Linked DNA regions of Homo sapiens: region 1 is linked to region 2. The links are chromatin loops, found by intact Hi-C in ENCODE. Cell type or tissue: transverse colon. All regions are shown on one strand. Links, peaks and the distances in the headings refer to the core of each region. The heading gives the core; the rest is flanking DNA.

Region 1 (7,823 bases), core at 896-5,895, 67 kb after region 2:
GGATTACAGGCATGAGCCTTCATGCCCCAGCCAAATTGTGAAACCATTTTTAACATTGCTAGAAATAATGGAAATGGAAATTAAAGTAATAACATGATACTATTTTGCACTTATCACTGGGAACTGGGAAACATGGTACAACCATGTTGAAGAGCAATTTGGCAACATTATATAAAGTTGAGGATGTGTGTACTTCACAATGGAAGAATTGTATGTACTTTATATGTCCTCTTCAGAGAAACATACATGTACAAGGGGATAGCCATGAGGGTAATCATGGCAACATTGTGTGTAACAGTGAATGGCTGAAAACAAATGTTCATTAGTAGGGATCGAAGGGATCAATACATTATGGTTCAGTCACAGGATTGAACACAGCACTAAGTCTGTGTGTGTCAATGTGGATAAAGCTGAAATGATTTTGAGTGGGAAAAAAGAACTATGATGCTATTTATGGTATCATTTTTAAACAGTGTGCCACATACTATATATTGTTTATGGATACATACACATGTGATAATATATAAAAATATAAACAGGAAGGGTGACACCAACTTCAGGAAAGTGGTTACTATTAAAGAGAAATAAAGGGGCATGGGATGGTAAAGAGCTTTCCCTACACCTGTAATGTTCTATTTCTTAAAAATTAGATATCTATGGAAATATGGGGAAAGGTACTTTATGAATAAAATTAATACTTACTGAGTACAATTTACTATTGTCAGGCATTATCCAAAGCACTATTCTGATATGTAAATCATTTAATCAGTAAATTTATGCAGTAGGTACTAGTATTATCATCTCACTTTACAGAGGAGAAAATAAAGGCACAGCAAACCAAGCAACTTGCCTGGGGTCACATGACTAATAGGTGATAGGGATTTAAACCTAGGTAGTCTGGCTCCAGAGTTCACAAGCTTAACCTATGACTCAATGTTGCTACCCTGACTCTATCCTCCCTCGTTCTCTCTGGATCTCATAATAGCAGGAAGAGTGGGTACAGAACAGGACTCAGTGGCTCTGAGTGTGGCTTATGGCTTGCCCAGTGTGGGGGGCTGGTAGGCTACAGGGCAGGGGTCCCTCCTTTGTGCCATGCTGTGACTCCAAAAGGTACAGGATGGCCACCATTCATCCAAGACCCCTCCTACACCTGCATCGACCTTCCTCAAAACACCTGTCTGTTCAGTCTTCTGCTCTTCCCTCCCAGGGCCCTTGCCCCTCCTCACCAGTTCCTTCTTCAGGAGCTGCCAGGCATAAGTTACCATATGTCTCCTCATGGTTCCTGTGCAGGCAAATGGCACAACTAGCCCCTTTGCCTTTCAAGGGGAGGACTACAAATTTTTCCCCAAAAATCCAGTAATACTAGAAACAAATAGATTTCCTCAGTAACAAGGCAAGAGCTCCACTCCACTCCTCCTACCATACCATCAGCTACTGGAAGCCCTGCTCTGAGAAAAATCATTCTCAGAATCTCCTAAGGTCACAATGAAAGATTCTGGAGGCAGGGGACACAGGGATTGGAATGTGGGAGTCTAACATTTATGGGATACTCACAGGCATTATCTCAGCTAATCCTCACAACCACCCAAACTTTTACTCAACTCCATACATAGGAGACTGGGGCTCAAAGTAGCTAAATGGCTGCCAGAGTCCTGGTGAGACAGGAGAATGGCACAACCCTGCTGACCAAAACAGGATCTAGGACCCCCTAGCTGTCCCCATCCCTCATTAACATAAGACACTCCTACCAGTGCCATGACAGTGTACAAATGTCTTGGCAATGACCAGGAAGTTGCTACCTCTTTCCTAGAAAACTCTAAAAACCCACTCCTTAATTTGCATTAACCTGCCCCTTAATTTGCATTAGCCTGCCCCTTAATTTGCATGTGATTGAAAGTGGGTAGGAATGCGTATACTACACTTGATCTCAGCCAAAAGGCTGAGAAGGGATTAGAGATGAGCATAAATACAGTTGCCAACATCTCATACACTGGGTATCGACTCCGGATTCATTGCCCATGAGTTAGCCCTGCCCCACAAGGAGAAGCACTATTCAATAAAAGATTGCTGTCTAACACCACTGGCTCACCCTTGAATTCCTTCCTTGGGCAAAGCCAAGAACTCTCCTAAGCTAAGTCTCAATTTGGGGGCTCACCTGTCCTGCAAAGATAGGGCTTTTTTGTTTTTTGAGACACTGTCTCACTTTGTTCCCAGGATGGAGTGCAGTGGCCCAATCTCAGCTCACTGCAACCTCTGCCTCCCAAATTCAAGTGATTCTCCTGCCTCAGCCGCCCAAGTAGCTAGGATTACAGGCGTGTGCCACCATGCCCGGCTGATTTTTGTATTTTTAGTAAAGACAGGCTTTCACCACGTTGCCCAGGCTGGTCTCAAGCTCCTGACCTCAAGTGATCCACCCACCTCAGCCTCCCAAAGTGCCGGGATTACAGGCATAAACCACCACTCCTGGCCAGGGCCTTTTTTTTTTTTTTTTTTTTAAGAAAGCAGTGTAGCTAAATGTCAGGTACACTTGCTCTCCATTTGTAGCATCCAATTAACAGAAGCAAGGTCTGGTCCAGCCTGGCCAATGTGGTGAAACCCCATCCCTACTAAAAATACAAAAAAATTAGCCGGGTGAGGTGGTGGGCACCTATAATCCCAGCTACTCGGGAGGCTGAGGTGGGAGGATCACTTGAACCCGGGAGGCAGAGGTTGCAGTCAGCCAAGATTGTGCCACTGCACTCCAGCCTGAACGACAGAGCAAGACTCTGTCTCAAAAAAAAAAAAAAAAAAAAAAAAAAAAGCGGGAGGGGGAATTGGCATAAATGGCATGCAGAGGAGGGAATGAGCAGGTGGGAGTCTCCATGACTCACTTTGGTGCCTTATCTACCGCCTGGTCGAGCTGCCACCATCTTGGGCAGAACTAGGTTGTAAAGTGGCCTTGTCTCGAGATACTCTCCAGGTGGGGCAGAGTTTCCTGGCAGGCATACTTTTGGTTGTAAATTGACTATTGTCTCTCAAGGCAATCTGGTGGGAGAGGTTTCTACTCTGGAGCTTTTAAGTAAGCACACAGATACACTTGCTCTAGGAGTGTCTGGTGAAGGGAAAGCAAAAGGTTATAACTGCATTTCTAATCAGCTAAGTAGGAAGTGGGGAACAGAAGAAAAACACAAAAGAGAAAGAAGAAAAAGATGATTTAAAAAGATAACTCATTCTCTATCTCATAGAAAAATGGGTGTACTTTGTTACAGCGGGAGGCTTCTAGGCTGGGAGTAGGTTCATCCAGCACCTTAGCCCAGGGACCACTCTGAGACTTAGAACTTGGAGGCCCTGGAACGTGGGTGCATAGTACTGTCCCATAAGTCTGGTTAAATCAGGACAATAAAAAAAAAACTCAGCAAAACAGAAGACCTCACCCAAATCAAGTGTCAAATATTGAATGGAACTTGGTGACTAGAACTCAAATCTCTGGAGTCCTTCTAAAGATATAGAAAAATATAGGCTCTAAAGTGCTTTTTTCTATTAAAGATGACAATTGAGTATCTCAATTTGCTCTTGCACCAGGATCCTCAGTAGAAAACTGTGATTTCAAGCATCACCTGCTCTGCCATTCCTATCCCGTGGGGTATATCTGTTAACTCTCCTCCAACTGATAGGTAGACAGAAGGACACTGAGTTCAGCAAAGATGGCTGGACAGCTGAGAAGAAAGACAAAGGCCACTCTTGGGGTGGGACAGTAATCACACACAGAGGTGAGAAGGGACAAAACTGGTTTTTCCCCCATACCATGAGAAAAGATGTAAAGAATTCAGAGAGAGAAAGAAGAGAAAGTTTTAGAAAGAGAGACAGAGAGATGAGGTATGGAGTTTTTGCCTCCCCCACTGCAAACCTAGTCTTAAGGAAGGAAATATAAGAGGATCCCCTTCAAAAGTGTAGGGGGCTTCTGAAAGAAACAACTGGGCCTGGAGAAAGCAAGAGAGATGGTAGGAGATGGCTATAGGCAGGAAGGGTGTCCCGTCAGTCCTCTGAACTGCCTGAGGATCCAAGAGTGACAAGGAAAGTATCCAGGCTCACAAGGGGCATCAGATGATGCCAGTACGACCTGATGAGACCCCAAAAATGTTTACTGCCAACCTCACCTCTTGCCAGCTGTGGTTGTACAATTTCTCTAGGAATTAGATCAGCTTTGGGGAAGAAGAAGCAGGAAGTTTGGAGAGCTATGAATGGGCCCAAGATGAATCAATAAGCCTGAAATTATATCCACTCAAAATTACTGGATTGGATCTCAATTTACCTGAAGACATCCTAAATTCAATTATCTGCAAGGAGGTGGGCTGGGGATTCAGAGTCACACATTTAAGTCAGTTCTAGAAACTAAGAAAGTTTCATTTCTCTTACAGTTCCTGATTTTATAACTGTAACTATTACAGGGTAGAATGCCAAAAAGAGCACTGGTCCTATTCCTATGTGATCTTAGGTAAGTCACTTAACTACTTGGGGCCTCATTTTCATAATGTATAAAATGGAGTTCGATTCAATTCCACAAACAATTTATGAGAAGATTCGGCCAAGCGCGGTGGCTCATGCCTGCAATCCCAACACTTTGGGAGGCTGATGCGGGTGGATCACCTGAGGTCAGGAGCTCAAGGCCAGCTCGTCCAACATGGTGAAACCCAGTATCTACTAAAAATACAAAAACTAGCCCAGTGTGGTGGCATGCACCTGTAATCCCAGCTACTCGGGAGGCTGAGGCGGGAGCATCATCTGAGCCTGGGAGGCGCAGGTTGCAGTGAGCCAAGATTGCACCACTCAAGCCTAGGTGACAGAATGAGACTCCGTCTCAAAAAAAAAAAAAAAAAGAGAGAGAGGGAGAGAGAAGATTCTTATTGTTTTGCTGATTATAAAAGCTATACAACAAATGCTTACAAAGCATATGAAGGTGAATAAGATGTGGTCCCTGCTTACCAGGAGTTCACAATATGGTGGGGAAGTAAAATCCTCAGAGAAAGTCTTGCTATAATAAAGCTATGAAAGATATATGAGGCCGGGCATGGTGGCTCACGTATGTAATCCCAGCACTTTGGGAGACCAAGGTGGACAGATCACGAGGTCAAGAGATTGAGATCATCCTGGCCAACATGATGAAACCCTGTCTCTACTAAAAATACAAAAATTAGCTGGGCTTTATAGCGGGAACCTGTAGTCCCAGCTACTTGGGAGGCTGAGGCAGGAGAATTGTTTGAACCTGGGAGGCAGAGGTTGCAGTGAGTCGAGATCATGGCACTGCACTCCAGCCTGGCAACAGAGTGAGACTCCGTCTCTTAAAAAAAAAAGATATATGAAGAGGTGGTTGGGTGCAGTGGCTCACGCCTATAATCCCAGCACTTTGGGAGGCTGAGGTGGGTGGATCACGAGGTCAGGAGATCGAGACCATCCTGGCTAACATGGTGAAACCCCATCTCTACTAAAAATACAAAAAAAAAAAATAGCCGGGCGTGGTGGCAGGCGCCTGTAGTCCCAGCTACTCGGGAGGCTGAGGCAGGTGAATCACTTGAACCCAGGAGGCAGAGGCTGCAGTGAGCCAAGATTGAGCCACTGCATTCCAGCCTGGGTGACAGAGATAGACTCTGTGGTTGGGAGTTTGAGACCAACCTGACCAACATGGAGAAACCCCATCTCTACTAAAAATACAAAATTAGCCGGGCATGGTGGCGCGGGCCTGTAATCCCAGCTATTAGGGAGGCCGAGACAGGAGAATCGCTTGAACCCAGGAGGCGGAAGTTGTGGTGAGCCGAGATCACACCACTGCACTCCAGCCTGGGCAACAAGAGCAAAACTCCATCTCAAAAAAAAAAAGAAAAAAAGATATATGAAGAAAGAGCAGGGTCTGTTCAGGGAGCATGAGACATAGCTAAAACGTGAGATGCTCAGGAGGTGTGGTTATGAGGAAGGAGGCTGGGCTGGCAGAGGCCATAAACTAGCTATGGCACGTGATGTGCCAAGTGAACTTGCAGACTGTTTTATTTGACCTGCATAGTGTTTTGGTTTAAATATTGCTCAAAATTAACTTGCTTGTCTTTAGTTGAGGTATTGGCTCTGTAATTCACCAAAGTCTTCACCTCACACAATTAAGTCATCTGCCAGGCATGTTACCTGTTTGCAACCCCCAGTATGGATCCATAGGGCCTCTTTCAGGTCAAAAATTCTCTATTTAGTGGTTGCAAAATGGCAGTTCACCGCCCATAGCTAGCCTACTGACATGTTTCAACAGAGGTTATTTTTAGGAATTTGAATGAGTCTTTTAACACTTAAATACTAGATTTTTATGAATAATCTTTTAGGAAAAAATAATTTACCAAAGTGACCCCAATAGAAACTATTTATTTATTTATTTATTTATTTTTGAGACAGAGTCTCTCTTTTGCCCAGGCTGGAGTGCAGTGGCACGACCCTGGCTTACTGCAACCTCTGCCTCCTGGGTTCAAGCGATTCTCCTGCGTCAGCCTCCTGAGTAGCTGGGATTACAGGCACCCACCATCGTGCCTGGCTAATTTTTGTATTTTTAGTAAAGACAGGGTTTCACCATGTTGGCCAGGCTGGTCTCGAACTCCTGACCTCAAGTGATCCGCCACCGTGACCGGCCGAAACCATTTAAGTAGACTAATTTTCTGATTTTATTTCCTTTTTTTTTTTTTTAATTTGGAGACAAGGTCTCACTCTATGCCCTAGGCCAGAGTGCAGTGGCATGATCACAGCTCACTGCAGCCTCTACCTTCCCAGACTCAGGTGATCCTCTCACCTCAGCCTCCAAGTAGTTGGGACCACAGGTGTGCACCACCATGACTGACTAATTTTTTAATTTGTAGAGATCTGGTCTCACTACGTTGCCCAGGCTGGTCTTGAACTCCTGGGCTCAAGCAGTCCTCCCACTTCAGCCTCTTAAAGTGCTGGGATTAGAGATGTGAGCCACCACGCCCAGCCTAAATAGATTAATTGTCATAGAAGTAGAGAAGCTGTAAAAGAGGTCTCTCACCACTACCACCACCTAAAAAGAAAAAAGCAGCTGGTCCTAAAGGTTTCACAGGCAACTCCAAACAACCTCAATGTTTCTTCAACCGTTCCAGAGCCTAAAAAGAAGGAAAACTACCAAATTATTGTAATGAACTGAGAACACTGACACTAAAACCTAATAGAGGTTGCACAAAAAAAGAAAGCTACAGATTCATCTCATTTATAAATATTGTTCTTAAAATCTTAAAATATAAGCAAATAGAATTCAGCAGTACCTGTAAAAATAACATATCATTCTGGGAGTGCAAAGATGGTTAATTATATAAACATAATTCATTATGTTAACATAGCTAAGGAGAATAATCACAGGATCTTCTATAAATTTTTGTTTTTTGACAGAGGTGCATGAACATGTCACCCCTATGGCCCAGTGGGGCTCCAATGTCCTGGGGACCTTAGTAAGACTGCAGGGGGCCGGGCGCGGTGGCTCACGCCTGTAATCCCAGCACTTTGGGAGTCCAAGACAGGCGGATCACAAGGTCAGGAGATTGAGACCACCCTGGATAACACGGTGAAACCCCATCTCTATCAAAAATACAAAAAAAATTAGCTGGGCGTGGTGGTGGGCGCCTGTAGTCCCAGCTACTCGGGAGGCTGAGGCAGGAGAATGGCGTGAACCCAGGAGATGGAGCTTGCAGTGAGCCGAGATCGTGCCACTGCACTCCAGCCTGGGCGACAGAGCAAGACTCTGTCTCAAAAAAAAAAAAAAAAAAAGACTGCAGGGAGCATGCCTCAGAATTGTCCACTTGAGAGCT
Region 2 (7,823 bases), core at 1,912-6,911:
AGCCCAGGAGGTCAAGGCTGCAATGAACCGTGATTGCACCACTGCACTCCAGAGTAGACAGAGTGAGACCCTATCTGGGAAAACATAACAAATAAATAAATAAATACTATTATCTCTCCCACAGTTCATTTTCACATGCCACCATGGGGTTCAATAATCCATTTTCTTTTTCTTTTTTTTTTTTTTTGAGACGGAGTTTGGCTCTTGTTGCCCAGGCTGTAGTGCAATGGCACAATCTCGACTCACCACAACCTCCACCTCCCGGGTTCAAGTGATTCTCCTGCCTCAGCCTCCCGAGTAGCTGGGATTACAGGCATGTGCCACCACGCCCGGTTAATTTTTGTATTTTTAGTAGAGACAGGGTTTCTCCATGTTGGTCAGGCTGGCCTTGAACTCCCGACCTCAGGTGATCTGCACACCTCGGCCTCCCAAAGTGCTGGGATTACAGGCATAAGCACTGCGCCCAGCCTCAATAATCCACTTTCTTGATCCTGACTTTCTGTTGGGGGTGGGTGGTTTTGGAAGTACGAGATAGGTGAGGACAAAACAAGAGAGGCGGGTGGGGCCCTGCTCAGCCCCTGGGGTGGGGGCTATGTGTGCAGAACACCCGCTGGACCCCTGGAATTGCACAGATGCTAGGCATGAAGCTCAGGAAAGGGATGGAGCCTGGCGGAGAGTCACACAGCACACATCTGAACTCTGCTACCTCTCACTGCCCCAGCCCTCCAGTGTCTGTCCCCAAGGCCCACAGTTTGGCAGCAGCCATGAAAAACCTTTGTTTATGCTTTGATCCTGCTTATCAGCCACCTAGAAACTGCTACTCATCCTCATTGTTTGCTCTGGACCAGTGATTACAAATTCAGCAACTCAGCACCCTTGCAGTTAAGCCCCATAAATCCCCCAGCAGTAGAAAGGCATCATGGTAAAATGGCCTGTACGTGTACTGCCCTGAAAGTATTTCCCTATGATGTAGCCTTGCAGATGAGCAAAGTGACCCATTTCACCCCTTAACTGGAAGGTAAGACTTTCCTAGGAGTTATATGAAAGGAATAGAAGACTTTTCTTTTTTCTTTTTTTTTTTCTTTTCTTTTCTTTTTTTTTTTTTTTTTGAGATGGAGTCTTGCTCTTGTCGCCCAGGCTGGGGTGCAGTGGCGCAATCTTGGCTCACTGCAACCTCTGCCTCCTGGGTTCAAGCGATTCTCCTGCCTCAGTCCCCCGAGTAGCTGGGGTTACAGGTGCCCGCCACCACACCAGCTAATTTTTTTTTATATTTTAATAGAGATGCGGTTTCACCATGTTGGCCAGGCTGGTCTCGCACTCCTGACCTTGTGATCCGCCCACCTCAGCCTCCCAAAGTGCTGGGATTACAGGCATGAGCCACCGCGCCCCACCGGAATAGAAGATTTAAACAATGCCTTTCTTCCAACCCCAAGTTGGGACCTTAAACACTACCTATAACAAACGCTGGTAATGTGTCCTGTGTTTATTTTTCAAGTGGGTTTTTTTTATTTTTCCCCCAAACAGTGGAAGCTTTTAGCACTAGGGGCTATATTTTTGGCTCAAGCAGCTTGGGCTTGCCTCTCTAAGTATGACTATGCTTATTTACATATGGAAAATAATTCCAGAGGGCAATTATATTCTCCCCAGCACAGTTTCAGGGCTGTGTGTGCAGACTTCCTTTTTTGAAAATAGGTGGCTCATTTGGGATAGATGAGTAACGGTGGTGTAACTGTCCACACACTTCAATGCTGATTAACTAGGAGGGTGCTGGGCTGTGGTTTTCCTGGATTTTCTGGAACCACCACCTGGTAGCTGAGTGAGCTTTGCCTTCGGGGCCTCAGGCTCCTCATCTCTCAAATGGATGCTGCCATCCAGTTAGCTGCCAGGAAATAGTTTCAGAGTAAGTGATGGCCTCTGTAGAGTGCCTCACATAATGCCTGGCACACACCAGGTACTCCATACCTGAGCCTGGGGCCCTCTCCCTGGCTTCTTAGGCATGGCAGATCACCCCGGGCTTCCGGGACCCTTGGATCTGTGCCTAGGTGGCAGTGAGGACCTCTGCAGCACTGAAAATGTCATTTGTTCCAAACACTTGTGCCAGGGGGTATCATATTTACTCCTTCTGAGTGAACTCCTCTCCCAGGTAAATGCTCATGTCATGTCTTCCACTGCCCACTGCCTGATTCTTTTTTCTTTCTTTTCCCTTTTTTTTGAGAGAGAGTTTCACTCTGTCACCCAGGCTGGAGTACAGTGGCATGATCATGGCTCACTGCAGCCTTGACCTCTTCGGCTCAAGTAATCCTCCCACCTCAGCTCCCTTAAGTAGCTTGGACTACAGGCATGCACCACCATGGATGGCTAATTTTTGTATTTTTTGTAGTGACAGGGTCTCACTATGTTTCCCAGGCTGGTCTTGAACTCCTGCCTCAGCCTCCCAAAGTGCTAGGATTACAGGCGTGAGCCAGCACACCCAGTATCCTGCCTGAATCTGATCCCATGTTATTGCATGTGTATGTATGTATGTGTGTATGTGTATGTGTGTATGTGTATGTGTGTCGTGTGTGTATATGTGTATTTATGTATATGTGTGTATATATGTGTATGTGTGTATATGTGTATGTGTATATGTGTGTATGCATGTGTATGTGTGTATATATGTGTGTATGTATATGTGTGTGTGTGTGTGCTGGGGAAAGGGAACCTTGAGAACCGGCGCTCATTCTGCAGCTCACAGCCTGGAAGCTAGGCTCACACACAAGTCCCACCTCCCCCTGCCCTACATTCCCCTCACTGTCCCACTCATTCTTTTTCCAAACAGTACCCCCCCCACACAGTGCTTGGTATGGTTTGCTGCCCTGTCTCCACTCTCCCCTGAGAGGCTGCCCGTTCATGTTCCCATGAGCTCCTTCACCTAGATAAGAGTGTGGGGGTTAGGCGAGAAGTCATTCAGGCTCCTCCTACCCCAATCCACTCAGTGATGGCCTTTATCACTGATTATGAGGGCTCAGACTTCCAAAGTCTCAGTTTCCTATTCCACTGAAGGGGGAAGAGAGTTTCTAGATGATCAAATTGACCTTGGTCTAAAAGACGTGAATGACACTTAGCGAGTGCTGAGCACTTACCATGCCAGGGACTTTACACCATATGCTGAATATAATAAGCATCTCTTGCTGCCCACTCCCTGCTTGGTTACTGGATTCAAAGAGACAGCAGTACTGCCTAATTCTATAATTCTATTCAAATGTTCACTTGGTTTCTCAAACAAATGCCAAAGAGGGACACATTCTCAATGCACAGAAAAGCACAGAGGACTCCTTGAAGTCCTCTTCAGACATTTCTCCTTCTCAAGTTCTTTTGTCACATAGTGGCTTCAGGAACTTTGCTCTTCCTCAGCTCCCCTCAAGACCTCCTGAAGCCCAGCCCAGAGTCTCTCTCCCTTCTCAGTACCCTCATCCTCAGTTGCTCTTCCAGGCTATTTTCTCACCCATTACTGCCCTAAAAAACATGTTCTGCCTGTTATTCTGGAAGCATTTTCTTTTTCTTTTTTTTTTTTTTGAGACGGAGTCTCACTCATCGCCCAGGCTGGAGTGCAGTGGTGCAATCTCGGATCAGTGCAAGCTCCACCTCCCAGGTTCACGCCATTCTCCTGCCTCAGCCTCCCAAGTAGCTGGAACTACAGGCGCCCGCCACCACGCCCAGCTAATTTTTTGTATTTTTAGTAGAGGCGGGGTTTCACCATGTTAGCCAGGATGGTCTTGATCTCCTGACCTCGTGATCCGCCCACCTCGGCCTCCCAAAGTGCTGGGATTACAGGCGTGAGCCACCGTGCCTGGCCGCATTTTCTTATTTCCCAGGAAGCAGGACCCAGAGATCTTGGTGAAAAAAATCTTCCACCTTGTTATACACATACCACCTCTTTTAATCCTCAACAGCCATTAAGTGGCAGAGCCTGCAGGTCACTGAACTCCACAGTCAGATGCTCAGCAAGGTGACTGTCACGTAATAAGTGCTCAACATGTGACCCCTTACATAAAGAGTTTGGGCTGGGCATAGTGGTTCACACCTGTAATCCTGGCATTTTGGGAGGCTGAGGCAGGAGGATCACTTGAGGCCAGGAGTTTGATACTAATCTGAACAGAACAGCAAGGCCCTGCCTCTACAAAAAAAAAAAAAAAAAAAAAAAAAATTAGTCGGGCATGGTAGTGCACACCTGTAATCCCAGCTACTTAAGAGGCTGAAGCAGGATGATCGCTTGAGCCCAGGAGTTTGAGGCTGTAGTGAGCTATGATCATGCCATTGCATTCTAGCCTGGGTGACAGAGACAGACCCTGTCTCAAAAATAAATTTAAAAACATAAAATTTAAAAGGAGTTTGGTGACCCCTAGCCAAGAAAATAAAAGGCAACAGAAAATGCATCTTATCCAACCTTTGACTCTCTCTGCAGTGCTCAATAAATAAATTTCAAGGCTGGGCACAGTGGCTCACGCCTATAATCCTAGCACTTTGGAAGTACCAAGACAGGTGGATTGCCTGAGCTCAGGAGTTTGAGACTAGCCTGGGCAACACAGCAAAACCCCATCTCTACTAAAAATACAAAAAATTAGCCAGGTCTGTAGCCAGGCCTGATGTCACACACCTGTAGTCCCAGCTACTTGAGAGCCTGAGACACGAGAATCGCTTGAATCCGGAAGGTTGCAGTGAGCTGAGATTGCACCACTGTGCTCCAGCCTGGGCGACAAAGCAAGACTCTCTCCAAAAATAAATAAATAAATAAATAAATTTCAAATGGATGAATAAGAAGCCCACACCATCATCTTGGAGCCACAGCCCTAAATGCAAAAGGATACCTAAATATGGTCAGACACCCCAACTTACTTGGTCCCAAAACAGTGACCCCTTGTCCTTGTAGGTCACAGTCAACCTTTCCAGGACTGCTGCAGATATCCCTGACTCCTTGATTCTGGAGCTATCAGGGAAGTGAAGATCTGTAAGTCCACTGCTTCTTTACCCTTTACGTCCACACCCCCTTCAGAGAGAAAAATTTCATACTTCTTTTCTGGTATGCAATATGAAAACGGCTTTCTTTTAAATTCAACAGAGTTCCAGTGTAGTGGCTCTGTATGAGTTTGTCCTCACATTGCTAATAAAGACATACCTGAGACTGGGTAGTTTATAAAGAAAAGAGGTTTAATTGACTCACAGTTTCGCATGGCTGGGAAGGCCTCAGGAAACTTAGAATCGTGGCAGAAGGGGAAACAAACAAATCCTTCTTCACATGGCAGCAGGAGAGAGAATGAGAGCTGAGCGAAGGGGAAAGCCCCTTATAAAACCATCAGATCTCGTGAGAACTCACTCACTATCATGAGAACAGTATGGGGAAACTGCCCCCATGATTCAATTATCTCCACCCGGTCCTGCCCTTCACACATGGGGATTATTACAATTCAAGATAAGATTTTGGGTGGGGACACAGCCAAATCGTATCAGGCTCATACCTGAAATCTCAGCACTTTGGGAGGCCAAGGTGAGAGGATCACTTTAGGCCAGGAGTTTGAGACCAGCCTGAGCAATTCAGTAAGACCCTGTCCCTACAAAAAAAAATTTTTAATTAGCCCTACGTGATGGTGCATACCTGTACTCCCAGCTACTTTGGAGGCTAAGGCAGGAGGATTGCTTGAGCCCAAGAGTTCGAGGCTGCAGTGAGCTATGATCGTGCCACTGCACTGCAGCCTGGGCAACAGAGCAAGACCCTGTCTCAAAATAAAAAATAAATTCAACAAACAAAACTATAATGTTGAATATGCTTTTCAAACTAGATCACCCCCATTCATGAAAGCCATTGATCTTGTCCAACTTGCTCATTTCACCACTGGGGAAACTGAGGTACAGATAAGGGAATCAAAGTGCTCAAGAGGGTCCAGTGAGACACAAGCACACCTGGGACTGCCAGAGCTCCTGGTGCCCAGCTCAACGCCCAGGCATTCCTCAGAGTCTATGCCTTGCCAGGGACAGGGTGGGGGACTTGGAAGCGGGCAGGCTCCTGTGCCGCCATGGCCTCCGCCAGGCTCCTCAGTGCTCTCAGGCTAACCTATGGGGTTCTCGAAGGGAAAGAGGTGTCTGGAGCTTGGTCTGTGGTGCTGAGGCTGCTGGAGACAGGAACCCTGAGTTGTAGGCCCAGATCAGTGTTGGGCAGCTCCAGATTAAAGACCCAGCAGAGAGAGTGAGGAGCCCTCTTTCGTTCAGACTCTGCAGCCTCCTTGTCTCCACCTCCTCTATCACAGCTACTCACTCCTCATCCTGGACCTGATGCCTGCTCCTGTCATGCTGTCCCATCAGCGTCTCTCTGGCTCCTGTACCCTCCTCCCAATCAGTCGCAGCCTCACTTCCACTCTCTGACAGGGACCCAGCCCACCACCTGCAGGCCCATGTGTGTTTTGTTTGACACTATTTGAAAACAATCTGAATTAGTTGCTCATGTTTAAAAACTGGTAGGAATCATCTAAAATATTGAATTTCTTGATTCTCTTGAAGAATCTACAGACTGACGATATGAGGCCCGAATTATTTTCTGACAGGGCAGCAACTGACTGGGCTAAGGGGCAGCTGCCCCATCTGGATGGGGAACTTACACAGTGGGCCCCAGCATCTCCACCATTCCCCGTTGCCTTCCCAGCCCTTCTGCTGCCCTCCTTTAGATGACCTGTGTGGCCTTGGAAGGCATTTGCAACCCTAGTCTTGACCACTTTGATTTGAGCCTCCCCCACATCCAGCTTATCAGACAAGACCCTCCTACCCTGAACCTATGCCCAATGATTAACCCGTCCACACACAGCCTCTGACCATCCATTCACTCAGCCCAGCCCTCAAGCATCAAGGGAGACTGTGCCCCCATTGCTGTCCCCCAAACACCTCTGTGGACCCACAGCTCAGCCCTCCAGGCCCCCTTCCTCCAAGTCCCACAGCTCCCATGGTGGTCATTCAGAAAGCACAGCGCCCAATCCACCATCCTTTATTTGTCCTAAATAAGGACCCCTGTGCTCTTACACTAAGCCAAGAGTTCTCGGATTTTGTACCGAGGTGCTTTGATGGCTTGGACAATCCTCAATGGGGGGAGGTATTTCTGGGGTGCCATAAAAATAGGATAACGAGGTTTAGTCGTCTTGTTGATGCTGCACAAATCCAGGACCACAGACTTAGGGTTGTAGATCTCTCTCTTCTTGGGCCGGTTTGGAGTGAACAGTTGACTTTGGCAAGGCTCCACGAGCAGCTGCAACAGGTCCTTCCGAAAGATATTCCAGCTGTTCTGCTGGAGGAACTTCTGGCACATATCTTCATCACTAAAGGGCAGGCACAGAAGCCGAGGTTCTCATGCCAGTCCCGCCCCTCCAGCCTTGCCTCCTGCCACTCTCCCCTCCCTAAGCATGTGGCGCTTCATTCTGCTTCTCTGACCCTCCCAGACTCTCCTTCTGCACCCTTTCCCTTTCCACAGTTTTCTTCCCTTAGGCCTGTGCTGTCTCATGTAGTAGCAATGGGCCACCTGTAGCTACTGAGTACCTGAAATGCAGCCAGTCTGAAATAGAGATGTGCTGTGAGTGTAAAATACACACCAGATTTCACAGACTTAGAACACAGAACTTAGAAAGTAAAATAGCTCCTTAATCATTTTATATTGATAAATGGATAAAGTGTGGTATATACATATTACATGATTCGGTTTACGTGAGATGTCCAGCACAGGCAGGTCTGTAGAGACAGGAGGTAGACTGGTGGCTGCCTTGGACTGGCCATGGTGGTCTGGCTCTGCCCTCCCCCTCACCTCATAG

The links. A loop is a pair of places that touch in the nucleus more often than their neighbours do. Peaks named below come from ENCODE experiments on the same cell type or tissue, not always from the same donor. Only the 100,000 strongest peaks of a DNase experiment are listed, where the experiment ranks them.
Region 1: a loop joins it to region 2, with 12 times the contacts of the local background. A loop is called at or near these places in 1 of 110 quality-filtered maps.

Annotation. Positions count from the first base shown.
Region 1 is chr20:35,962,217-35,970,039 of GRCh38, reverse strand. It overlaps CNBD2 (cyclic nucleotide binding domain containing 2), which reads right to left and starts at 1,450. Exons shown (of 12, transcript NM_001365709.1): 1 at 1,227-1,450. The coding sequence starts at 1,277. It also overlaps the pseudogene LOC124904982. In transverse colon, for the core only: no CTCF peak of the experiment used is centred there; a DNase peak (open chromatin) is centred at 2,929.
Region 2 is chr20:36,029,871-36,037,693 of GRCh38, reverse strand. CNBD2 (cyclic nucleotide binding domain containing 2) reads right to left here. Exons shown (of 12, transcript NM_001365709.1): 12 at 6,994-7,337. The coding sequence ends at 7,046. Among named protein-coding and RNA genes, the nearest start is that of NORAD, 17 kb to the left of the region's middle. In transverse colon, for the core only: no CTCF peak of the experiment used is centred there; no DNase peak of the experiment used is centred there.